Regions from separate parts of the Homo sapiens genome. Here regions 1, 2, 3 and 5 are each linked to region 4. A link is a loop called in an ENCODE intact Hi-C map of the cell type or tissue named here. Cell type or tissue: heart right ventricle. All regions are shown on one strand. Links, peaks and the distances in the headings refer to the core of each region. The heading gives the core; the rest is flanking DNA.

Region 1 (4,932 bases), core at 525-4,524, 1.6 Mb before region 4:
CTTAGAAATAAAATTTTCTACAGCAAAAAAAAAGAAGTAATTTGAAATATAAACAAAGATCTACTCTAGAAAACACACCAGCCACTGAAAGTATGATGAAAAAATTATACTAATTAAGAAACAGATGATGCAGATATGTTAAATACACTGTTCCAAAACATAATGAAACAGAATATTTCACAACATAACCTATCAGTTTGCAGTAGCATCAGCATCAAAACAAAATATTATCAGGGTACAAGCATTTCTATATGCACAATCACACACATTTATATGTACAAATATACAGAAAGAAGGCCAATCTCACCTATAAACATAACATAAATTCAAAATAAAATATTGTAAGTTTATTCTAAGCCAATAATAAAATAATTTTTTAAATATTAACCAATTTAAAAAGACAAACGTCATCATTTTAGTTTATGCTGAAAAAAGTCATTTAATAAAATTCAATAATCTTTCCATATAATGCTCTCTTAGCTTGATAGAGCTTTTCTACCAGAAACTTGTAGCATACTAACATGATAAATAGTGATAAAATAGTTAAAGCTATATTCATGCAAGAAGTTAAGTGTGTCTGCCTTCAAAGAGAATAAACTGACCATATATATACACACACACAGCTGATATATATATACATAACTGATATATATATACACATAGCTGATATATATACATAGGCGATATATAATATATATAACCAGTAAAATAGAAAAGTATAATAAATTCACAGTATAAATAATTATATTTTTAGCTATAACAACTATATATATAGCTGATATATATATATTTATATATACACACACACACACACACACACACACATATATCTCAATTTTTAGCTATATCAGCTCAGCTCTCTCTGATACAGATAAAAATTGAGTTCAACCAGAATTGGATGCTTATCAACAGGCACAATTCTCTAATTTTCTACATATCATTAATAATTGACTAGAAAATGATATAATAGCTATTTATTATCACAGCTATTTTTTTAAGATTTGTGGATAGAGAATGAACATGAGCTTTAATGAGATCACCGGAATTATGATGAGCAGGTTTAGAATTTGGAGCATCCTAAAGTTAAGGCATAGAATATGTCCTTGTGATATTCAGAGCCAGCTTTGGACAAAACTACACAATGCAAAGATTGACATATGCCTATTTTCTAACCATTCTTAAATATCATTCTAGCTCCTGATGATTGACATTTTAATGCTGCTCCAGATATCACAGTCCTTCCCTCACACACACAGTGAAATATTGCCTTTCCTGAACTGTATCCATGTGTCTTTACTCACTCCTTCCTCCAAACATAGATTTATCCACCCTATAATTCCATGGTCTTAGTGCTCCAATCTCTCTTTACCAAGGTATAGAAAAGTTCATTTAGAAACTTCATGGTAAATGTTTGTTTGTTGTTTGTTTGTTTTTGAGATGAAGTCTCGCTCTTGTCCCCCAGGCTGGAGTGCAATGGCACGATCTCGGCTCACTGCAACCTCCGCCTCCCAGGTTCAAGCAATTCTCCTGCCTCAGCCTCGCGAGTAGCTGGGATGACAGGCACCTGCCCCCACACCTGGCTAATTTTTTTTATGTTTAGTAGAGACGGAGTTTTACCATGTTGGCCAGGCTGGTCTGGAACTCCTGACCTTAGGTGATCCGCCCGCCTCAGCCTCCCAAAGTGCTGGGATTACAGGCGTGAGCCACCGCGCCTGGCCTAGTAAATGTTAATGACTTAAAACTTTAATATGTCACCACTCCAATGCTTATTTGCTTATTTTGGTGAAGCAGAAACTTTATTTCAAAGGACTGAGTCTTTAATGAAGGTAAAATGTTAGAAACAGAGAAAGAAGTATTTGAAGTGAAAACATTGATGGGAGAAAAATAAATGAACACTGGTTTTCTCCTACCCCATGGTTTCCACAGACTTGGATAAGTAAAAGTAAAATTAGCATATTAATGAGATAGATACATCTTTGAATGAACCCAGCAAAAACAAAATAAAATACAACAAAAAGTGATGTGAGGTTTAAAATTTATTCTTTTCCACCCAAGTTGGGGCTTGGTAGTGAGGATTGGTCTGCTAGTAGGGATGGCTCAAGAGAAAGCAAAAGACTAGCATCAATGAGTCAAGAATAAATCTGTGATAGTGCTTTCATTTAAATAATAGGAAACTCAGCCCCTACTTAGTGCAGAGCCTTGTACACACTAACGATGGATGCATACATTAAGTTCTTTGCCCAGTATGTTCCTTTCTTACTGGACAGCTTGTTGAAAATGCAAGACCACAGGCCCATACCCAACAGATTTTGGGGTAGGGCCAAAAGTTAGCATTTTTGATGTGCAGGTGAGGTGATCTAATGTCACACTGAAAAATAATAGAAATGTGATTACTTCTTTGAACAACAGATGGCAGTAGAGTCAAAAGAAAGATTTTCCTAGCCCCAGCAATTGTCAGGAAACAGAGGCGTGGTATCTTTGACCCTTCTCCTTTGCAAAGGAATGCTTTAGAAAATAAAGAGCTTCTTTAAAAGTTTGCCAGCTCAAAACATCATTCTTATCATATATGATTCTTTTACCCGATGACACCTTATATGTTTTCAGTAATTAAAAATTTTTTAAACTTTTAAAAAATATCTATTATTGCATTGTCCTGCTCCACGAAGACTATTTACTCTACCCACTCACCTACTCAAAATTTATATTTGAAATGATTATTTATAATCATTAAAATAATATTTGAGTATCTACACGGTTTGCTATTTTATCTACTCAACAAAGCTAATGCAATTTTAAGTTTGTGCAGTTTATTCCAGGGTAGACTCTGGGAAACCATACTCACATACTTCTGAGAGATACAAATAAATACAAAGATAATTAAGGGCAAGAGAATTTGGTAAATGATATCAGTCCATCCTTGGAAAATTCAATATTTTTTCAGCATGAGATGACATGAGGGTTGGGGCCTAAGTTTCCAAAAACAGTAAGTCCAACAGAGAGATGGGAGAGAGAGGTCATAGGAGGGAATATTCCCTGCAGGGGACCCCATTTTGCAAAAAATGGTGACTTAGGGGAATCTCAGGTAACTTAGTATGACTGGGGCAAAGATTTCAGGTGGGATATAAAATAAATTTAGTCAGAATAAGAGGAGACCAGACCATTAAAAGTCTCAATTCCCAAGCTAAGAAACTTGGAGTGTTCAAAGTACAATACCATGGAGTATAAAGTAGGCAAGTACAAAGCTCAGTCACATCCATTGTACCCTTTGGTCTTCATAAAACCAGATGAGGTGGTCAGGAAAGAATTCTGATAAAAATGTATTAGAGGAAGATACAAAGTATTGGAAGTATTAAGTAATATCCCCCAAGATCATACACCTCTGTTTGGAACAGACCTAGAAAGAGAAAGAGGCTTCTGAGTTATGCTCAATATTCTGCCCAAGACATTCAACAGCCTCATGCCCTACATGCACTTGGCCCGCAAGACATAACCACTTCCACAATTCACTGAGCACCCACTTTGAGTCTGTCAAAGATTAAATCTTTCACATGAAACCTACCCGGAGAGCTATTAAGCCCATCAAACAGACAAGGATGTTGTGACTCTGAAAGTCAGGAAGGTGGAACAAATTTTAGAGAATGAAGGGTTCGAGGAATGTAAATTTTATTGGTCTTAACTTTAGATATGTTTCCTATCCAGCTGTGTCAGGAGCAATGAAATAATGTGCTCTGCTCGCTCTTGATCTTTGGGCATTTGTGGTTGAGAAAGCATTGTGTTTAGAACTATAGAAAAATGACAGAAAATTAAACATTCCTGTAAATTTCAAGCTTTCCTATTTCTTGAATTGACCTTATCTTCAGACTGAAACATCCTCATTTTGTACTCCTAAACAGATCATATGAAGTTCATATTAATATTCATGCCTTACAGATGAGGAAATTGAGATCCAGTGAGGTTAAATCACTTGTACCTACACAGCTAATAAATGTCAGGCAGACAAAGCAAATTGTAGGACACAACGAGTAAGATGTTATTCAGCCTATTTATATGAATAGCATATAAAGATAATAAAGATAGATTATCTTTGTAATATTTCATTTTCTGATTATAAAATAAGGTATCTTCATTGAAATTTGAAAAGAAAATAAATTTTTGTCATCCAAACAACTAAATACTATAACTATATATAATATAAAAGGAAAATATTCTAAAGAAAGTAATGATAAGCACTTAACATTCTATCGCATCAAAGTTTCTCAAAAAACTGTCCTCATCAATAGAAGGCAATAGTAGCAAGTTCACAACATATTTAATGGATATATACTAAAATCATCACCCTACAGCTCTATCACCCTATGATCATCAGCCTACTAATAATTTTTGATTCATGGAAAATATAATAAGCATTTACAAAATTATAAGTCATGCTGTCTATGTTGAATTAAAACTTTAATATCTAAATAAAACAAGAATAAGCACTCATACATTCTAGATAGGGAATATTAAAAATAAAGACAGGACCTGTGAAGTAAACCAAACTTGTACCCGGAGGGAAATTCATTGCTTCCAATGTTCTTTTATTATTTATTACTATTATTATTATTATAAAAATAGAAAATCTAGGAAACATTCCTTTCAAATTAGTGACATTCTAGTTATCACATGACAGGAAAAGATAAGAGAATGACATTAGGAAGATGACAGAATTGCAATAAATATCTCAATCATATTTGAGTGATGTCTTAGAATTCTTTTGAGAGCAAGTGACAAAAACTCAAAGAAGCTTAACCAAGGAAAGTTTTTTTAAAAAAATTCAGTAAATTTTAAAAAAGCTAATAGACATGACAGAATAAATTAAGTAATCAGGGCTATTGTGGACCAATAGGACAGAAAGCACATGGTTGATGCCCTCGCTCCCTTGCTCTATTTTGC
Region 2 (4,932 bases), core at 332-4,331, 290 kb before region 4:
TGTCAGTTAAGCTCCAAATCTAAGACTAGACTCTTCCAAAAAGTTTTCTCTTGGCCACACATAGTGACTCAGGCCTGTAATCCTAGGACTTTGGGAGGCCGAGTCAGGCAGATCATTTGAGGTAAGAAGTGTGAGACCAGCCTGGGCAACATGGTGAAAGCCCATCTCTACTAAAAATGCAAAAATTAGCCAGTCATGGTGGTACGCGCCTGTAGTCCCAGCTACTCGGGAGGCTGAGGCACAAGAATCTCTTGAATCTGGCAGGAGGAGATTGCAGTGAGCCGAGATCATGCCACTGCACTCCAGCCTGGGTGACAGAGCAAGACTCTGTCTCAAAAAAAGTTTTCTCTTAACTACTCTCTTTTTCTTTCCAAATCATCCTTCTTATTGATGCTACTCTTAGTCCAAACAAACATCTGTTTCTTTTCTGATTTCCGATTTTCAGGCTGGCTGGAGTTTGTGGGACCAGGAATGCTGCCTGATGAAAGGTTCCTTGGAATTTTCCCATAGAGGACAATCTTTTGCCTGCCACCCATGAATGTTTCTGTCTTTCCTTTTTTTCTTTCTTTCCTTCATTCCACAGATATTTATTAAGTTCTTCTCAAGCTCTCAAATATCCTAAACTTAATTTGTGTAAATATTGCTACAGCCCAGGTCACAGTGAAATCTTAGACTGAGACACCACCTTCTATTTACACAGGCAGCATGAACTGTTGTTGCCCTATTTGGTGAATACGGCATAAAGTATCCAAGAAACAGCCCAGACACGGAGAGAATATTTTCTGAGCAGTCAGCATAATGAGATTGAATGAGTCCTAAACTATGTCAGAAAATCTATATTTAACTCCCAACTTTGCTATTCATTCTGTCAACCTCAGACAAGTCATCTGAACTCTTTCTGCTACATTGTCTTCAAGTATAAAATGGAACTCATAGTTTCCTCTCTTATGAACTTTACAGGGATGTTGGGTGGTATGAGGGATAACATAAATGAAAATGGTACCAGAAAGTGAAGGCCCCCACCTCCCTGAACCTGGTAACACAGATTTTGCCAAATAAGCCGCTTCCCTGGTTTCCCAGACCTCATCAGTGCATGGCTGCTGTCCAGCCTGCCAATTCATTGACTTCACCATGCCCTATTAATTGATTCTGGGGAACCCCATCAGGGAAAGAAATTAATAGGTGTAGCTGTTTGGAGATAGCCCTATTCTCCAGAGAACCTCCTGAATGTCCCTCTGAGTAGATATCAGGGAAAGGACACCCTTCTCAACCTTCTGTGTGGGATAGGAATAGCGTGCACCAGGATGCCTGTGAGACAGGTGAGCTGGAAGCCCTTACTTGCTGCATGTCAGTTTCCTTATTTGTAAAACGAAAAGGTGGTGAGTCTTACTTGGTGGTTTTTGAACAGTGCTTTCCAAGTGCTGTGTAGGGCCCACTCTAGGGTCACTGCCTGGGGAGAGGCAGTTTGGTGCAGGATATTTGGGAGTGTTTCCAGCTCTCTGATCCCAGAGTTACTCAGCTTTTACTTTCTTTATTTGTTTATGCTCCAGCTGTGATTTTATTTCAACCAAGGGTTACAAAGCTTTAAAATTTTTTTAACCCAGGACCAAGTTATATCTAAATGCCCGACTTTGTGGTTCTCTGATACAGTTACTGAGTGAGTTGTCTTTCTTTCATCTTCTTCCCTTGTCTATGTGCAAGGGGTTCAATGCTCTGATGCCTCCCCATCCACCCCCAGCAGGAGGGTTGGAGCTCTGCCTCCTCGAGTTGTTGATTTCTGAGTCCTCAGCATTTCCCTCACCCTCTCCAGCTTGTCCTCAAGCCTGCCAGTGTCTGTTTCATGCAGCAAAGGCTGTGAGGTGCCCTGGAGCTCTGTGTCCTTGGCTTCAGCACTCAAAGCCCGTGCATGGCAGGGCTCTGGGATACTGGGCTTCAAGGGGATGACTCTACTACTCACCATGACTTTTGGGACTCCCGGGAGCCAGGTTTGGAGAAGGAAATAGAAGGGGAAAGGAAGCCCTGAGCATGTCAGCCCCCACCACAGCGAGCTTGTGTCTCACCTAGAAAAGCCTCCTAGTGCTCATGTGCCCTTAAATGGACTTGTTCACCATGGCCCTCCCACAGCATGCCGCCCTCGGTTTGTATTTTGGAGGGCTTAGTAGATTAGATGTCTGAAAGCCAAAATCCTTCCCGGTGCTGCCGAGCCATTCATACTTTCTTCTCAATAAACAGTTGTCAGACAATTGGATTAAATGAACCCCCACATATAGTCTACTTCAAAATAATAATCCTCGGGACAGCCTGTTCCTCTGCATTATCTGTGTTTACTTTTGGATCTGGTCACAATGCTCTGGTTATACTTTCTGGCAACATGCACTTATGGGGCAAGGGTCACTGGGGTGGAGCCACCACCTCATCCTGAGGAAGAGGGGCCCAGGCTCAGCTGGAGTGACCTGGAGCGTAGGTTTCCCCAGGCCAGGCCTTCTCCATGAAAGGCTTCCTCGGCAGCGGCCTTCCAGGAGAGGATCCCAGTGAAAAGACCACTTGACTCTGAGTTAGAAAACATGGAATTTATCCTACCTGGCCACTAACAAGCCATTGGACTATCAAGAAATGGAAGAGATTTCCCTCATAATCATAGGTTTCTTGTCATTAGAGATGTTGAGGCAGAGATGGGTGGCCCTTGCTCTGAAATGCTGAGGACAGGAACCCAGCAGTAGGTAAAAAGTTGGATCAGATATCCTCAAAGGTCCTTTCCAACTGTGAATGTTTCCACTTCTAGCCTTCTCGTGCAGTTCTACCTAGTGCACAGAATTGCTAGAATGTTTACAAAAGAAGATGTACATAAAAACATTTGACTATATAATATGGCAAGAGAATGTGAGAATTTGTGTTCTAGTTATCAACTTTAAATCTGAGGTGATGATCTTATGTGCACTGCCACTGGGATGGACCCCACAAATGACAGTTCAACAGAACTGTAGGGGAAACTCCCCTTTCCCTGGAGCACTTTGCAGAGATATGTCAACTTCCAGCAGACTCTTCTCCTGGGGCTTAATATCTATAGCAGTCCCACTTTGGATTCTGCTGGAGATAAAGAAGTAGCAAAGCCAGCATAGCTCGGCCCAGTGCCCTTTTCACACTCATGTGGTTAAGGATGCCAGTTCCTGTACTAGACCTTGAGCTCCACGAAAGCATAGCCATGTCCATTCCATTCTCTGCCATGTGGTCATCATCTAGTCCACAGGGTCTGTCACATAGTTTGTGCTCAGTAAATATTTGTTGAACAAAAATATAATACATTAAGAGAATTAAGGAATTAACCATAGGGTTCTGACTCTGCAGGTAGAAACTATTTAGAGATGTGAGAGCTCATTTCACCTAGGTCTCCATTTGCATGTTACTCTATCAGAAAGGGTATCCTTAGCCAGCCTGTCTAAATCAAATCCCCCCATCTTTTTTTTTTTTTTTTGGAGACAGAGTCTCACTCTGTCACCAGGCAGGCTGGAGTGCAATGGCACAATCTCGGCTGACTGCAACCTCCACTTCCCTGGTTCAAGTGATTCTCCTGCCTCAGCTTCCTGAGTAGCTGGGACTACAGGTGCACACCACCACACCCAGCTAATTTTTGTATTTTTAGTAGAGATGGGGTTTCACCATGTTGGCCAGGATGATCTCGACCTCTTGACCTCGTGATCCACCTGCCTCAGCCTCCCTAAGTGCTGGGATTACAGGTATGAGCCACCATGCCCGGCTAGATCCCCCCGTCTTTAAGCTTGTCCCCATATCCTCTCTGGTTTTTCCTTAATAATCTGTGCCATTTGATTAATATATATTTATTATATTATATATATGTATACATATGTGTATTGTATGTACATATACACACATACATATGCATATACACACATATGCATATACATACATGAATTTGTATCTAAATATTACATATAGGTTTGTATGTATGTCAGATATATCTCTGTCTGTGTAAACACACACACATATAGATATAAACATAGTTTTTGGGTTGTTTGTTTTCCTATCTCCTTTCTCCCCACTAGAATGTAAGATTCATGAGGGCAGGCAGGCTGTTTTGTTCACTAATTGTCTTAGGTCATTTTGTGCTTTTATAAGAGTATACTTCAGACTGGGTAATTTATAAGGAACAGAAATTTATTTCTCATAGTTCTTCAAACTGGAAAGTCCAAGGTCAAGATGCAAGAAACTTACCTGATCTCTCTGCTGCCAGTATGGTGCCTTGAGTGCTGCAACCCTCAGAAAGGAACATTATGTCCTCACATGGCAGAAGAGTAGGAGAGAGTGAACCCACTCTCGCATGCCTGTTATCCATAGGAGTATGAATCCATGTATGAGGGCGAAATGGATTAGTCCCATCTCTAGATACTATTGCATTGGGGATTAAATTTCCAATATCTGGGTTTGGAAGGGAACAAAAGCATTTAAACCACTGCCCTACTCATCCGTGTATCCTAGAATGGGATCTGGCATCTAGTTTTTGCTCAAAAAATATTTGTTGAATGGACAACTAAATAAAAGAATGTTTACTAGAGAAAATGGACTGGAGTTGGGTGTGAGAACTTACAGACTAATTGTAATTCGGCTAAGCCCGGCAAGAAAGAGAGAATCCTGCAAGTGAGGGGTGCAGGAAGATCAGACGAGTTAGTAAAAGGGAGAAAAACAAGAGCCCAGTGGTTTAAAAATAATCTCTGTGCTTATCCATCGTCATAAGGGTGGCTGTCAGTCATCAGTGGTTGTCCACTGTGGTTTCAGCCTCTGCCAGTAGTGGCCACAACAGTCCCTATCACATGAGTTAGAGCCCTCAAGAACAACAGCTACTTACTGGGAGTCTATGGAAAGCTCCTCCACTCAGGCTTCCCCACAATTTATGCTTTAAGAGTATACTGATAGATT
Region 3 (4,932 bases), core at 259-4,258, 530 kb before region 4:
GAAAATGTACAGCAAAAATACAGTATTATATTATATGGGATCACAGTAATATATGTGGTCTGTTGTTCACTGAAACATTATTATGGGTGTGTGTACACACACACACACACACACACACACAGAGGCATATATATTTTTTCATATATATGTAAGAGAGTGAGAATATCCCTCCTTTCCTTTCTCTCCTCTCCCCTCTCATGATTCAGAGATGGGCTACATACAAGGAAGGAACGTTGGATAAGAAGTCAAGGAACATAGCATCTATTCCTGGCTTTGAATTAACTTAGTGGCTTGGGGTAGTGCATCGTTTCCTCAGTTTTAAAAAGATGGGATTCTAATAGATGATCTCACAGGTAAACTTCTACTGCACTATAATTCTACAGACTTATCATCTATTGCAGTGAATTTTAATAAGGTATGTGCTTTTCTTAGCTACTTTTCTAATCCACACAACACCACAGGAAGGAAGACTCTGTAAATACGCCTAGGTTATAGAAGGGAAACGACTAGGGCAATAGGCTTTAGTTCTGGTTTGGATGACATCAGACAGCCATATGCTTGTGGACAAACCCTTCTGATTTCTGGGGCTACTTTCTCCACTGGAAAAGCGCGGGGAATAGGCCACATGCTATCTTAGTTCTCTGTGGACTTTGGTGTAGGATTTCAGAAATCTGGGTGTACAAGCAAATGAGAAAGGTCATTTGATTACAGAGAATAGTTGTTTTGATATTGTATTCTGTGCCTTGATCTCTACTTCTATCATCAGCTCATATGCTCTGCTATTTTTTTTCCTAACTAAGCATTATTTTCTCAGCAATAACAATGACGCGGTAAAAAAGCATAGTAGAAGACCTATCGAAAATTGCTCCACGGGAGGTCCTGCAGTGACAGAAGAAAAGTTTGTAGCCAGTCAGAACATTCCTCTGAAAAAAAGAGGACAGAGCACTTGGATCAGTAAAAGGGTGAACTATCCGTTCTGAGTCAGACTGAATCTGCATCCAGACAGGAATCGGGATGGGATTGGGGCTGGAAGGGGTTCACCCTTCAATCCCCAGTCTCTTTCACTCCACTTCACTGCAGCGTTCCTATGAAAAACTTGACGAAGAAGTTCTGTGAAGGAACTCAAACCAGCAGCCAATGCAGGGAGGCAGCCACTGATGGCCTCAGTGAGGGAATGCCCCCGACGTACCTCCAAATCATTCCTCAGTCCAAATAGCCTAAAACTCTCATGAAGAACGTGATAGGAGTCCTCTCAGAATCCGAGTCCTCGGTCAACTTTACCCCAAGTTCTTTGAGCGGAACCATTTGCAGACCTTCCCGAATCCGTATCTATCCTATATTGTTTTACAATGTAGACATGTCTCTGAAGGGTTCCATTCGTGTTTCCCTGAAAAGACCCCCTTTGTAGGCCAAATACAAAAACTCAGAGATTACAAATGCCACCATATTTTGTAAGAACTGAAGACATTCCACTTTGTTCTTCCCACCCTGAAAACAACTGCATGCCAGTCTGCGTTTGTCATCTCTCCGTGTCCTTCCCTTCATCAAGTGTCCAATTCTCTTGAATAACGAGAAAATGCACATGAGATCTGAATGCATACAAGTCGCTTAACAACAACAATAAAATAATAATAATAATTTAAAAAAACCCTGAAAGTGAAATATAATTACCAGGTTAAAAAAAAAATGCGCCCAGTTTCGAGAGCCTATCACAGCTCACGTCTGGGCGCGCAGTACCCCCCCGACACTGCTCCTGTTGTGTCAGATAGTGGCAGTGTTGAGCCCAGGAATACGCGCGGAGCCCGCGGCGATCCCCGCGGCCGCTCAGTCTTCGCGGCGGACTCCGGCGCGCAGGAGCCACTGGGCCGCAAGGGCGCCGGGGAGCGGGAGGGGCGCTGGGGGCGGCAAGGGGTCCCAGATCCCAGGCCACGAACTGTTTTCCTTTTCCCCGGGCAAGAGCCCCGCTCCCTTCAACTGACAGAAATTCACTGGGGCAGGGGGGCGAGTGGGGAGAGAGGTCGCTCAGGGCTCGCTACTGGCTGCGCCTCCCCCGGCTCTGGTCTGGGAAGCGGCTCTGGGCCCTCCGGGCGAGCAGCTTGGGCGCCGGCGCCCCCTGCGAGGAAGATCGCGGGGTGACGGTCGGTACCCGTTCGGCTGGGCCGCGCTGCCGCTCCGATCCACCTCCCTTCCGCGCCCGCGCCCTCCCCCTTCCTTTCACTAGGAGTCCGGGATTCGGAGAGGGCGCGGGAGGCAGGCACACGGGCCCGACCCCACTCCAGCGCTCACCGGGGACGCGGGCGGGCGGCGACGGGACGCGGCGGGGGCGCGGGGCGGGCGCGGCCATGGAGCAGCAGCGGCGGCGGCGGCGGCGGCGGCGGCAACACTAGCGACCGCGGGCGGACGAGCGGGCGGGCAGGGCCGCCGGGCTCAGCGGACCGAACTGCACAGCTCAGCAAAAGCGCCCTCGCCCTCCGCGCGCCGCCTCCTGCGAGCCCAAACCCACCAACATTTTTTAACGCTCCAACCCATCCTTTGAAGAAAAGCAAAAAAAAAAAAAAAAAAAAAAAAAAAAGCAAAAAAAGAAAAAGCATTGATCGGAGAGACGGGGATATATATATATATATATATATATATATATATATAAAATTTTTTTTGGCTCCTGCTAAAATTAGCAGGGCTCGCCGCGCGCCTGTGTGCCAGTGTGTGCGAGTGTGTGTGCGTGCGGGCGTGTGTGTGTGAATGTGATTACTCCAGGACTCCTCGGGCTCCGGAGACGCCATTTTCCCCCTTGATATCTCTCTCCATAAATCGGTGGCGCGGCGGAGGCGGCAGAGTCGGGCGGGAAGCGCGGGGCCGGCCGGGGCGCCCGCCGCTCGCCGCCGCCTCCGCGCGCCCGGGGGCCCCGGCGCCCCCCGAGCTAGGGCGGCCAGCTCGCGGCTCGCCGTTTGACAGATGCTCATCGCCATGGAGTTGCCGCAGCAGCACCTTTGGGGGCTCGGGCGAGCGACGGGAGCCGGGATCTGAGCGAGCGCCGGGGCCAGCGGAGCCGGAGCCGCCGGGACATGGGTGAGCACGCGCGGCGACCTTGGCCCGGGAGCCCGGGCGCCCAGCCTCCCTCCGCGCCGCGGGCCCCCGCACTCCCGGAACCGGGGGCGACGTGTGTGCCCTGCATGCAAAAGTTCACGTCGCCTTGCTGGGTCTTTGACTTTGCACCCGGCGGGAAGGGGGAGACCGGGCCGAGGGGGCGGGATGCCGGTCCGGGCGAGGTTGCAGGAGATGGGCGCGATTCCGGCGGGCCGGCGGGTGGGCGGCGATGCTGGCTCAATTGGAGTGGCTCGTTGGTGGCGGCGATGGTGGAAGCTTTGGGCTGGAGGGCTGGGAGCTTATTGAGTTTCGCCTAATCTGATCTACCCCCCCTCCGCCCCCCGCCTTTTGCACCCTCCCTCGGTCCTGCAGCCGGCTGGCGGGGCTGGCGGGTTTGGCGTTGGTGGAGTGGACTCGGGAGGGGGAGGGGGTAAGGAAAGGGGTGGGAAGGCAGGATTTTTTTTTTCTCTCTTTGTAACTTGCAGGTTAAGTGGAGCTAGAGAGCTACATTGTAACCTAGTTGGATTTTTTTGGGGGGGGAATGTATCAGAATCTAACGTGTCGTTAATAGAAAGAAGAACAGGCAAGAAGTGGTCCAGCCGGCGAAGGTTGGTGTGTGCTTGTGTTGTGCCTGTGTGTTAGTCTTTTTCTTAAAAATCTTAATCAATGGATTTGAGTCTCTTTCTTGTGCTCTCTGGTTTTGGGACTCTGAAAAGATAGGAATTCCCTTAAAAGCAGACGAATGCCTTTTTGAAAGCACGCATTGTGTGCGTTTCTAGAGGAGCCGTGGGCTTGGGAATGAACGGCAGGCTTCCCCGTTCGGTGGTTTCCAGTGGGAAATCACTCCGGAAAGGGAACCCTTCGGTATCGATTTATTGTTTTTGTCTTCCAAACCATTATCTCTTTGACCGAAATACTGTCTGAGAAGTTCCGCAGGGACAAAGTCAGGTAAACTGGACCGGGCAGATCTTTGGCAAGATGGTGATAACGGGGATGCTGTTTTCAGTGTCTGTTTGTGATGGAAGCATTGTTGGGTAATAGCAATTTCTGATCGGTAGAGCATGCTGGTTCTAAAAAAATAAGTTAACTGCCGAAATACTGTCTTCCAGCCCCCCTCCCCTGCACAGTACAGCACCTATTCCCCCCGCCCCCCCATCCAGACCGCTTACTACAAGTCTGAAATCGGATCCAACTGGAAATATTTTCATTGGAGATTGAAAGTTGTGCAATTGGAAATAGATGAGGCTAGAGGTATTGAGAGTGTGGAAGGGGAGTTCTTATTGCCCCCTAATGCTGCATTTATTCTTTATGTGTGTCTGTGTTGGATTCTCAGGGTGTGTATCTGTCTAAAAGGACTGTTGTGGGAAGGATTTCCGATTCGTTTCCGTTTCAAATAAACTGTCCTGATAATCTCACGGTTGACATCTAACGCTAAAAGGGCAATTTGTGTGTCTCTTTATCCCTGCAGAAACTCTCCTCCAAAAGGGCAGTTTATTCTGGAATTCTACAGCAGATACCTTTCCCTTCCAGCCCCTACACTCCCCCCACCTCCTGCCAACTATCCACACCTTTCCCCTTAAAGTTTAGTTGGAGTCCACTGGCGTTGATTGTTTTTCTCTTACATCTTTTTCCTTCTTTTTCTTTTCATTCCTTCACTCTTCATCCTGTTTTTCTTCTTTTTCTGTAGATTTATACTAAAAACTAATTTCTTGAAGTCTCTGTACTGTCACCAAAACTATCTGCCGATTTGGCACCATCTCTTACCCTCCTTTAGTAAATAGGTATATCTCCTGTGCCCCATCCAAACTCATCTTCACGTGCAAAGCATGTGTGTGTCGTGGGAGAAAG
Region 4 (4,932 bases), core at 536-4,535:
ACTGCCTGAAGCCAAGGGTTTGAGAGCAGCCTGGACAGCATAGTGAGACCCTGCCTCTATGAATATTTAAAACTTAGATGGGCATGGGGGTGTGCACCTGTAGTTCCAGCTATTCAGTAGGCTGAGGCAGGAGGATTGCTTGAACCCAGGAGTTCGAGGCTGCAGTGAGCGATGATTGCTCCACTGCACTCTAACCTAGGCAAGAGCGTAATGCTGTTTTGAAAGAAAGTAAAGCTGAGTATTGTCATATGCCTACTGTGTGCCAGGCACTGCCACAGGCATTTTGAATGTCATCTAAGTACAGCATCATGGACCACAAGATTGGTATTGGCCTCAGCTTGCCCTTGGTTTTGAGTTTTTGCTCTGCCATCTGCTAGTGTAACTTTAACCAAACCATTCAAATTTCTGAGCCTGGTTTTCTCATCTGTAATATGGTACCAATGTATAGGGTTGTATTGAGCATAACGTGATATAGAATATGGAATGTGTTGTTGTGCATTCTGTGATTCATTCATGTTAGGCTTTATTAACACTACTACTATTTTTTTCTCAGTACAACTTCAAATATTCTCTAACACAAATGAAAGAAACAAAGACTGAGGCCCAGAATGACAAAAATCTTAGGAAATTTGCTAAGTGAAATTTTATTACTAAAGGCAACAGGCAATGTTTTCCTATTTTCCCCTTTTCCCGAGTTGTGATCTCTCTTTTCAGATAATGTTCTTACGGATCTGAAGCACCAGAGAAAATGTCTCTATTTTGCTTTGACTTTTCTAGAAGGAGCTATTGTGATTTCCATCCAGTTTTGGAGTGCCAGAGTTCACCTTTATCATGCAGCCAAAAAGTCAATTTCTTGACAGCACAACCAACATATTTTCCCAGTGCCCAAAGTACAACTTGATGGAATGCTGTTTACCTTTCTCCCCCTTTTAAATCCCACAGTCTCAGCCGGGGGCTCAGTTCTTAGCACATTATTCTTTAGCCTATAGGAAAACTAACCAATCTTAGACCAAACAGAAAACTGCACAAAATTTAAGGTGAAAAATAGAATGATCTGCAGTGTGCAAGGCAGGTATTTCAAATTCCACATTGTTTCAGATGACTTCTTTAACTTTTAGGGAGAAGAAAAAAATTACAAATTAATTCAAATTAATTGTCATGTTGATCTCTCCACCATTCTACCCTCTTCTCTTCTTTCTTCTTACCTTCTTGCCTTCTCTTTCCTCCTTCTTACTCTCCTTCTCTTCTTTCTGCTCTCTCCCTCCTCTGCTTTTTTCTCCTTCTTTATAGCCATTGTAATCACTAGTGTTGACTTTTATTCAGCACTTACTCTTTGCCAGACACTGTGCTAAACACTCAATGTACACTACATTCTTTAGTCTGTCAAAACACAATGTACAGAACAATACATTTTCTGTACAAAAAGAAAATTAAAAGGCTGATGCCCAAAGGCTACAAAATCTCCAATGACAAAAACCATACCTGAGTGGGCTGAGTTAAGATGAGAGCCAACCATCTCAATAGAAAAGGCTTTTCCTACAACATAAATGGAACTTGTATTGTTACCTTAATGCTAATGTATTTTTAGGTAAATAGTGAATGGCTTCATTTAGGTATACATGTGGATTTGATATATCTACTTTAAAATTAGTTAATATTCTTTTAAATGACTCCCATTTTAATTGAATCATATATTGGAATTAATTCTTATATATTTTTCTGTGATAGGGTTATTTAATAATTATCCTGGGGTGAAGAGGGAAAAGTGGAATGCCATATTTATTCAACTTTTTATGTATATTTGTAGTCCAACATAGATCAAACTTTTGCATAGAAGGTATTTTCATTTCGTATAGTGCACATGTGAGTATATTTGTGCAAACATACCACAAACCATATTCCCTGGAGTTAATTTGCACATTGTAAGAAACTGTAGCAAGTCAATGTGGTATGAGGTATAACTGTATTATGGTTTTGAAGCTTAGCAGAACTGGATTTTAATCCAAGCCCTGTAATTCCTTAGCTATGTGACCTTGGACAAGTTCCTTAACCTATACAAAGTCCATCAAATTTCCTTTGGTGAAAATGGGGCAATAGTAGGCACCTCTTGCAGCTGTTGTGAAGGTTACATGAGAAAGCACATGAAAAGGTCTGGCATACAGTACGCGCAAGAGAAGCTAATCCCCCTCCTCCAACGTGATCCTTATTTATTGTAATAATGGCCCCTAATCTTTAGCTACACCTATATTGATCCCTTATCTATATAATCTAACGCACATGTGTATTATTATATTGTATGTGTGTGCACATGTGATACATGAGATACACTCACAACCGCATAGGTAATCATACTCCAAAGAACACACACGTATGCCACCCCAGGTGTACCCTTCAATGTAGGGTCAAACTTAAAGACGTATAAAACACCCACATACACTCACTTTAGTCCGTTGGTACTGTATTAGGACCTGGCCTATACAGAATTGTGAAAACTGATCCGATCCCTCTGTTGTGCCATGGTTAACAGTACCCACGTATGCCATAGATGTGTCCTGGCGCCATCTAGTGGGGGATCCAACTTTCTGCTCCATAGTGCCTCCTTAGGCTGGCTCCAGCCATTGCTCCAACTCACCATTTTGTAAGCTGCCTCCATCATCCTAAAAAACGACCATGCTGAAAGAGCTCCTCTGTATTTCTTGGCAGACCCTTTCCAGTTTTCATCCTGGGTGTTTCTGAACAGGAACATATCTCATTGAAGTATTTGCACCTCTACCTACAGACAAGGAAAAGGCTTGGAGCACCTCCATTCATTGTGCCAACAGGACCTGAATGACCGTGAGTTGCCCTGCATCATTTATAAGTCCATGTCTTCAGGATCTAGAAGGAAAACTCTGTATGCTGTAATTATATGGCTTTCTGAATTCACTAAATTTAGGAATATTTTATATATTTTTTTCAGGAGAAAATATATTCTTTCTTTCAATGAGAATATTGACCCACAAAAAGACACCACCAGTCAATTGTTTCAAAGAGATGAGATGGTACTGGTCATCCTTTAGCTATGAAGGAAGCCAAGCTGGTTATAGGGAATTGTTACTACTATACCTAGATTAACCCATGGTATTCAATTTTCATTTTTTTAACTAGTAGATTTTATATACCAAAAGCATTAATAATAGTGGAGAAAATGCAGGCCATTATGGCTCTGTCTATATAGCTAATTAGTTTTGTAAGTTCTTTATCCCATTCAAAACGTTAAAGGTGACTGAGTAACATGGAAGAGGATGAGGTGAGGAGTAAATGTACTGGTTTAAATCTTATTGATTGGTTAATTAGTCCACATAACTAGTACATGCTATTAAAAACCAGTCAAATCCTTATCAATGTTCCAATGAAGTGACCAGTCAAATTAATGATCCTGTTCAGGCTGCTTATGTCACAGTAAGGCATATACAATTTGGGGGAAAGTATCAACCCATGATTCTCGCTTTCCCATCATCTGCCCCAGATCTCTGCCAGGGCCCAGGGACGTTTGGACTGACCACTTTTATTATTGTTTCACAGTCGTCAGACCAATAATAGTGCTGAAGATGTTACCTATATGATCAATAGAAATGGCCGAGCTTTCTGCCTAAGCATTCCCCACCTGCCAGGATAAAAGGAAGGGTATAGGTAGGAAAAGGGTATGCAAGAGTGACAGAGATAGGTGAGATGAGGTTCATTGCTAGATAGATTTGGCCCAAACTTCTGCTGCTACGTTAATAAGCCAAATCTTATTGAAGAAGATAGGAATTCAGACAAGAAATAAGTAGATTGTTTTACTCTTTGTGTGTATGTAAATGAGAATTGTATAAATTTACTCAACCCGACTCATATCATGAGAACTTAACTCATTTGAAAGGCTTGGGTTTGTTTTGGCAACAGTTGAATGCTCAAGTTTGCCTTCCTCCTCCTCTGTTTAAGGGGCAAGTGACGTGCATTCTGTGTATCTTGAGGGAAATCAGAATCTCGGTCTCTGGGTTGGGGAGATAGAGAGGGAGGAAAGGAAAGCCCTGTGCTTTCATTATGCTTGAAGTTGCTTATTTGCAAAGAGGTTCTTCATCAGATGAATGTATCTATTATTCCACAATGGCCTCTCAGTTCTGCTGCCTTTGTTGTAATGTTACATTTTGTATCTAATATTTCTTGTTACTGCTTAGAAATCATTGTGACTACATTGGTCTTTATCGATAATTTTATGTAGCATAATCCATCACCATGTTAGATGTTGGGGCAGGGAAGAGGGTATTACTTTGTCTTTCACTTGGTACTCAGACAGCTCTCTCATATTGATTTCTTGGCTTGCATGTTTGTTAAATGATGATTTGCACTTTTCCAGTATTATGTTTATCCAGATTATGTTTCAGATGTGTCTATAACATGTCATCATTAACAACAAACATTTATTGAACACTTACGGTCTGTGGATCAGGCTCCAGACTAGGTACTGGGAATAATAAGAGAAAGGTAATGTGACCCCTACCCTGCAGGGTTTTAGTATCTATCGGACCATGTCTTTAAAAAAAAAAAAAAAAAAAAAGAAAAGAAATAAAAGAAAAAAAAGATACCTAATAGCTTATATCCAGTGAGTGCTACAGGCAGTAAGTACTCTTGGAGTTTAGAGAAGGGAGTGATTGGTGAGGACTGGATGGTCAGGGAAGGCTGTAGGAATGAGATGAAATTTGAAAGGCTTCTTAAAAGATGAGAAGACTCTCTTTATGGGTTACTGAATACAGTGAGTTTCTAAAAACCATTGTGCCAGGAAAAAAATGCCTGTATCTTTAAACTAAAATTGCCTTATACATTATTCATGAGTTTAAGATTAAGAATCAATATTCACCTGCTTTCCACAGGGCTTTGTGCTGAGTTCTATTGTTAATAGCCTTACACGCC
Region 5 (4,932 bases), core at 665-4,664, 1.1 Mb before region 4:
AAGAGTTTCCTAACGCTCTAATCTTATTAGAGGTAAGATACACCTAATTTAGAAAACAGTTAATATTGCCAAATTAAAAAGCATAAAGAAACCAGGAACTTTCATGAAGACCAGGATGTCAAACTGGTGCTGTGTCCTGCTCAAGGATAGAAAATCCTATATGATTTCACTCTCAGATGCTGAAGCCTTGATAGAACCCTGAGTGAAAGTTTAATATTCAATCAGCATGAGTTAGAAATAGCTGATTAATTTACATTCTATTTTGTTTGTTTGTTTAATAGTCCCCATATCCAGTCACTTAAACTAATGAAAAATAATCACAGTAGATTCTTCTCTTCTTGTTTTATTTTTAAAATTTCCTTCTTCTTTTCTTTAAATGGTCCTCAATTGCTCCTCCTTCTCCTTTTACATAAAGGGATCATGATGAAAATCTCTTTCCATGCCCCACCCACTAGAGTAGTCATAGGCAGATAATTTCCTGCCCCAGTGACTTTTCCATGCAAGCATACATCTGAGTGAGAAAGTCACAGGATAAGGAAATCCTCCACATATCTCATATGGATGATTTAAAAAAAAACTCTTAAATAGTCTCTCTGCACCCGTTCCTTTAAAAAACTAACCAAAAATAATTTGACTTAGTGATTTACTTGACATGAAATAGCTCCTTTTATATAATTTGATTGTTAATGGTCTAATTTTATTACACATTGAAATTCAAGCTAACTTTACTCTGGGTCTTTATTTTTATCTTGCATTTACTTTATTTCTGAATATTTTGCAAGGGTACTTGGACAAGTTTGTACTTCATGTGTGTGCCCTAAAAGCTCCTAGAAGGAGGCAGGAGTTGCCTGTCTTATTCATGCATTTGTCTTTACAGTTAAGCCCAAGGGATATGGAGGTTAGAGTGATTGCTGTGTATAAGGTTAAGACTTTGGACAACTTAGTTGACATTTACAAGCCTCAGTCTTTTTACTTATGGAAAGAAACTTAAAGATTAACTTTCCATAAGTAAAAATGTAAATTAATGTCTTTAATTAAGTTCTTTAATGCCAAATTGTCTGTGGCAGGAAAATTTGACATTAAAGAATTTAATAATAATACATACCTCCCAGGTTTACCATGAGGTTACATGGCATAAATTATTTGAAACAGATACTAAGTGCTCAATAAAATATTATTATCAATTTTATCATAATTTTATTATCTATCACAGTGCCTAAAATAATGAAGGACTCAAAAATATATTGATAATGATAAAGTCCAACCAGAGACTCAAATTCCACTCCTGAACCCTATTTTATTAACTGGTAACACTCACAGTCTCAGTTCTCCCAGAAAATGCCACATTTGCTTTTTAGTTCTGTGTGATCTAGTTGGCTCTCTATTAGAAAAATGATGACATAATTAAATTCATGTCATGCTTCCTCATTTTACTGTTCTGTCTTCTGCCCCTTTTCCTACTCTCTCAACTGCCGTATGTCCTCTTAGAATAAGGTGACTTACCAAAGGACCTCGCAGAAGTGGTCCTCCCATATGTCTAGTGTGAATAAAAAAAAAAAGTTCCTTTTATGATAAAAAAACATGCACTTAATTTTAAACTCTTCCATAAACTAGCACTGTAACTTTAGATAAGATGAATAGCCTATCTGTGCCTTATTTTATGTAACCGCAAAATGGGGTGACAATCCCTGCTTTCCTCACCACAAAAGCCTGTAAAGATGGAAGGCAATACACATTTTTCTGTGTGTGAACATACAGTTACCATCCACAATGACATCTTAGTGTTAGGCATGCTATTTTACTTCATAGTCCAGATTATACCATTGTCAGTATCCTGCTTTCAAAATGACCCAGTCTATGTGCATTTTTTTCCAGTCTCTGGCTTAATCATTTTAATCTACTCCATCAACTATCTTAAGGTGTTATTAGTGTTATTAGGTACTTACTTGGTATTAGATATTAATGCAACCCTGTGAAATATTTGGATTTTGACAGAAGGTTTCTAGATACAAAGTGTAATTACCATGAATTGATCCAGTGAAAATAATAGTTTTCCCTGAGCTCAAATTGGAAAATCTTGGGAAATATATCTGACACAAGTTGGACTTTTGGTTTCATAGTGTAGTTTTTATTTTCAGTCTCCTATAAAGGAGGATGACCTTTTGATTGGGTATAAGACCTATACCATTCTCCCTCTCATTAAACCTTACATCCCATTCCTATCAACCAGGAATAAAAGCAGCTTTGGATTTCATGGTTGTCTATTGCATGATAGATAGATTAAGAGGTACACTGAATCAGGAAACAGTGGGGGGATGGAGCTGACTTCAAGTCAGATTTAGATGCAAAAATTAAAAAGAAAATTAAATAGGTTAGCAGTTTAGTGCATGACATCTTACGAAAAATGTTGATTGAAATGTGTCTTAGGTCTAGCCTCCTCAGCCACTAGGGGTCAGAATTACACAGGACACTCACAGAACACGGACCACTGGTGGGCCAGAAAGGAGGGACCAGAAATTTGGAAATGGTTTTGAGTATTGTGTGCATAAAGTACACAGAAAAAGCATTTGCCATATGCCTGCCAGGTCTAATTATATGTTAAAGGGTAAGAAGATACAATTGGCACATGGACTTGCTCCAGCCTATTTTTCCAGTCTCATTTTTCTCTATTCCCTCGTAAGATACCACTTGGAACTAGATTCGAAAGAGGCTCCCCCCAACTCTAGGGGTCAGATTTCTGACAGCCACCATGGCAAGACAATTTGACATTAAAGAATTTAAAGTCTTCTGGGGAAAATAGGATTAAGAGAGACAATATGTATGGTTAACCTACGGAAAACCTTTGTAAATAAATCAATCTTCCCAACAGCAAAATAATAAAACAGCTTAGTAATACATAAAAATATATATAAAGTAAGAAAAGGTCAACAATTTTAAATATCTTTTACAAAGAATAGTGGGTGGAGTACTATACATTTCCAACTATTATATCTTGATGCATTAGAAGCTTTTTATGATTTCCCTACAATTTGAAAAAGGTCCATATAACTTTTTGTACTTATTGAAGATAAACACTTACTGATGAAGATATGAGGCATGTTTGTTTGCCTTATCCTCAGCAGCTTTTTGTTTTATGACTGGAGAGTAATTCACTCTTGTCCCTCAAGTTCTCAGTGAGTCCTAACTTCAGCCCTGCAAGGCTCCCTCTATTATTTCCTTTGATTTGGTTCAATTATTTCTCTTCTCACAAAAACTAGTCACAGAGAACTCGTCTAAGAACTAAATTTATTTTTCTCATCTTCCTTCAGCTTTGGCAAAGCTTTTGTAAAAGTTTTATTTTTGACGTTTGCTTTATCTTCCTTCCCTATTAACCACAACTAGTTTCCTTTTTCTCTAACTCTACTCAAATAAATCAATTTTTGTGCATACTGGAATGGAAAATTTTACAGTTACTAAAAAGTTATTCAGAAAGAAATTTACATATGCAGTTTCATGGAACTTGTGGACCTGTGGTTGGAACTGAATATTTATCTATGACTATATAAATGATACATACATATAATGTTTCTTATTTCCAATTGTTATATATGATCATTCTTGCTAATCCAAACTAGTTAATATGGACTGTAAACATTGATTACATTGATTGAAAGTATTTGCATTCACCTTGGACAAAAGTTAAGAATCACAGAACCAATCAACACAAAGAACCTACATTTTTACAGATATGCAAGCTGTGTGGTCAGTGAAATAAGCACAGACAGGTAGAGAGATGGGGGAGCAGGTAGATAGCTTGTGGTTAAAGACTGACTCTGCTAATTATTGCTGGGAACATGAAAGCCTTCTTCTATTCAGTTATTTAATGTATAATAAACCCTGACTTAAAGTATTAATACTTCTGTGGAGATTAAATAAGTTTCTGTTTAAGTGAACTTAAATGAAAAGAAACCTCTCAAGATTTAAAGGCTATTTAGGTGGGGAAGAGGAGTTTCCATAGTCTTCACTGGGAGGCAAGTTTGTGGAGACAGTTATAGAATAATTGTATGTTTGAACCATGGATTTTGGTTTTTAAAATGTATGTTTCCCAGAGTTTTAATAGACATTTGTAGAAAACTGAATGAAAAACCTGAACTATTTTCATGGATACATGGCCATTTATGAAGAATATTCATGGATCAGAGCCCCAAATATGAATTACTGGAGGCTTGGAGAGTATTTCCCAAACTGCTGTAGTAATAATAGTGCTTCATGCACTCTGTGGGGGAAAAGGGGTTTTATTCATTTGGATACATGAAGGAGGGAAAGAGGTCAAAATTAAATTAGATTGTTTTCTCACATTGACATAAGAGCCATCCCAAGTAGATTATGAATGTGTATATATTTAAAACTCTAAAGTTATGAGAATAAAAAATTAGAATTTTTTTATAATCTTGCAAAACAAAGGTTTTTCTAAAACACGAAATCAGAAGCCATAAAAAGTAAAAATAGGCTGGACACGGTGGTGCACGCCTGTAATCCCAGCACTTTGGGAGGCCGATGGGGGTGGATCACCTGAGGTCAGGAGTTTGCGACCAGCCTGACTAAAATGGTGAAACCGCATCTCTACTAAATACAAAAAACTTAGCCAGCCATGGTGGCACATGCCTGTAATTCCAGCTACTTGGGAGGCTGAGGCAGGAGAATTGCTTGAACTCGGGAGGTGGAGGTTACAGTGACCCGAGATCGCACCATTGCACTCCAGCCTGGGCAACAAGAGCGAAACTCCATCTGCAGGAAAAAAAAAAAAAAAAAAGTAAAAATATTACTACACTTAAAATTTAAACATTTGTATAGTAAAATACACATAAACAAAGTTAAAGGCAAATATATAAAATAGAAGAAAAAAAAACTTGAACATTCCTAAGACCAAGGACAAAAACCTTAGAGAAAAAA

What was found. A loop is a pair of places that touch in the nucleus more often than their neighbours do. Peaks named below come from ENCODE experiments on the same cell type or tissue, not always from the same donor. Only the 100,000 strongest peaks of a DNase experiment are listed, where the experiment ranks them.
Region 1: a loop joins it to region 4, with 8 times the contacts of the local background. A loop is called at or near these places in 27 of 110 quality-filtered maps.
Region 2: a loop joins it to region 4, with 2.5 times the contacts of the local background. A loop is called at or near these places in 18 of 110 quality-filtered maps.
Region 3: a loop joins it to region 4, with 10 times the contacts of the local background. A loop is called at or near these places in 63 of 110 quality-filtered maps.
Region 5: it touches region 4 in a loop (4-fold over the local background); 17 of 110 quality-filtered maps call a loop at or near these places.

What each region holds. Positions count from the first base shown.
Region 1 is chr18:43,618,723-43,623,654 of GRCh38, forward strand. No RefSeq gene overlaps it. Among named protein-coding and RNA genes, the nearest start is that of SYT4, 340 kb to the left of the region's middle. In heart right ventricle, for the core only: a CTCF peak has its summit at 2,400 (motif pointing right); no DNase peak of the experiment used is centred there.
Region 2 is chr18:44,915,892-44,920,823 of GRCh38, forward strand. All of the region lies in intron 3 of SETBP1 (SET binding protein 1), which reads left to right. Among named protein-coding and RNA genes, the nearest start is that of MIR4319, 52 kb to the right of the region's middle. In heart right ventricle, for the core only: no CTCF peak of the experiment used is centred there; DNase peaks (open chromatin) are centred at 1,779 and 2,411; H3K27ac peaks cover 223 bases.
Region 3 is chr18:44,677,330-44,682,261 of GRCh38, forward strand. SETBP1 (SET binding protein 1) reads left to right here and starts at 3,559. Exons shown (of 6, transcript NM_015559.3): 1 at 3,559-3,692. It overlaps SETBP1-DT (SETBP1 divergent transcript), which reads right to left and starts at 2,543. Exons shown (of 2, transcript NR_187430.2): 1 at 2,287-2,543; 2 at 1-1,560. RefSeq lists silencers at 1,684-2,323, 2,994-3,243, 3,384-3,433. In heart right ventricle, for the core only: CTCF peaks have their summits at 1,773, 1,973 and 3,457; DNase peaks (open chromatin) are centred at 1,802, 2,762 and 3,352; H3K4me3 peaks cover 2,820 bases; H3K27ac peaks cover 2,900 bases.
Region 4 is chr18:45,210,357-45,215,288 of GRCh38, forward strand. It overlaps a transcript of SLC14A2 not described here. Among named protein-coding and RNA genes, the nearest start is that of MIR4319, 240 kb to the left of the region's middle. RefSeq lists an enhancer at 2,654-2,703. In heart right ventricle, for the core only: no CTCF peak of the experiment used is centred there; a DNase peak (open chromatin) is centred at 2,565.
Region 5 is chr18:44,128,098-44,133,029 of GRCh38, forward strand. No RefSeq gene overlaps it. Among named protein-coding and RNA genes, the nearest start is that of LINC01478, 400 kb to the right of the region's middle. In heart right ventricle, for the core only: a CTCF peak has its summit at 2,448 (motif pointing right); no DNase peak of the experiment used is centred there.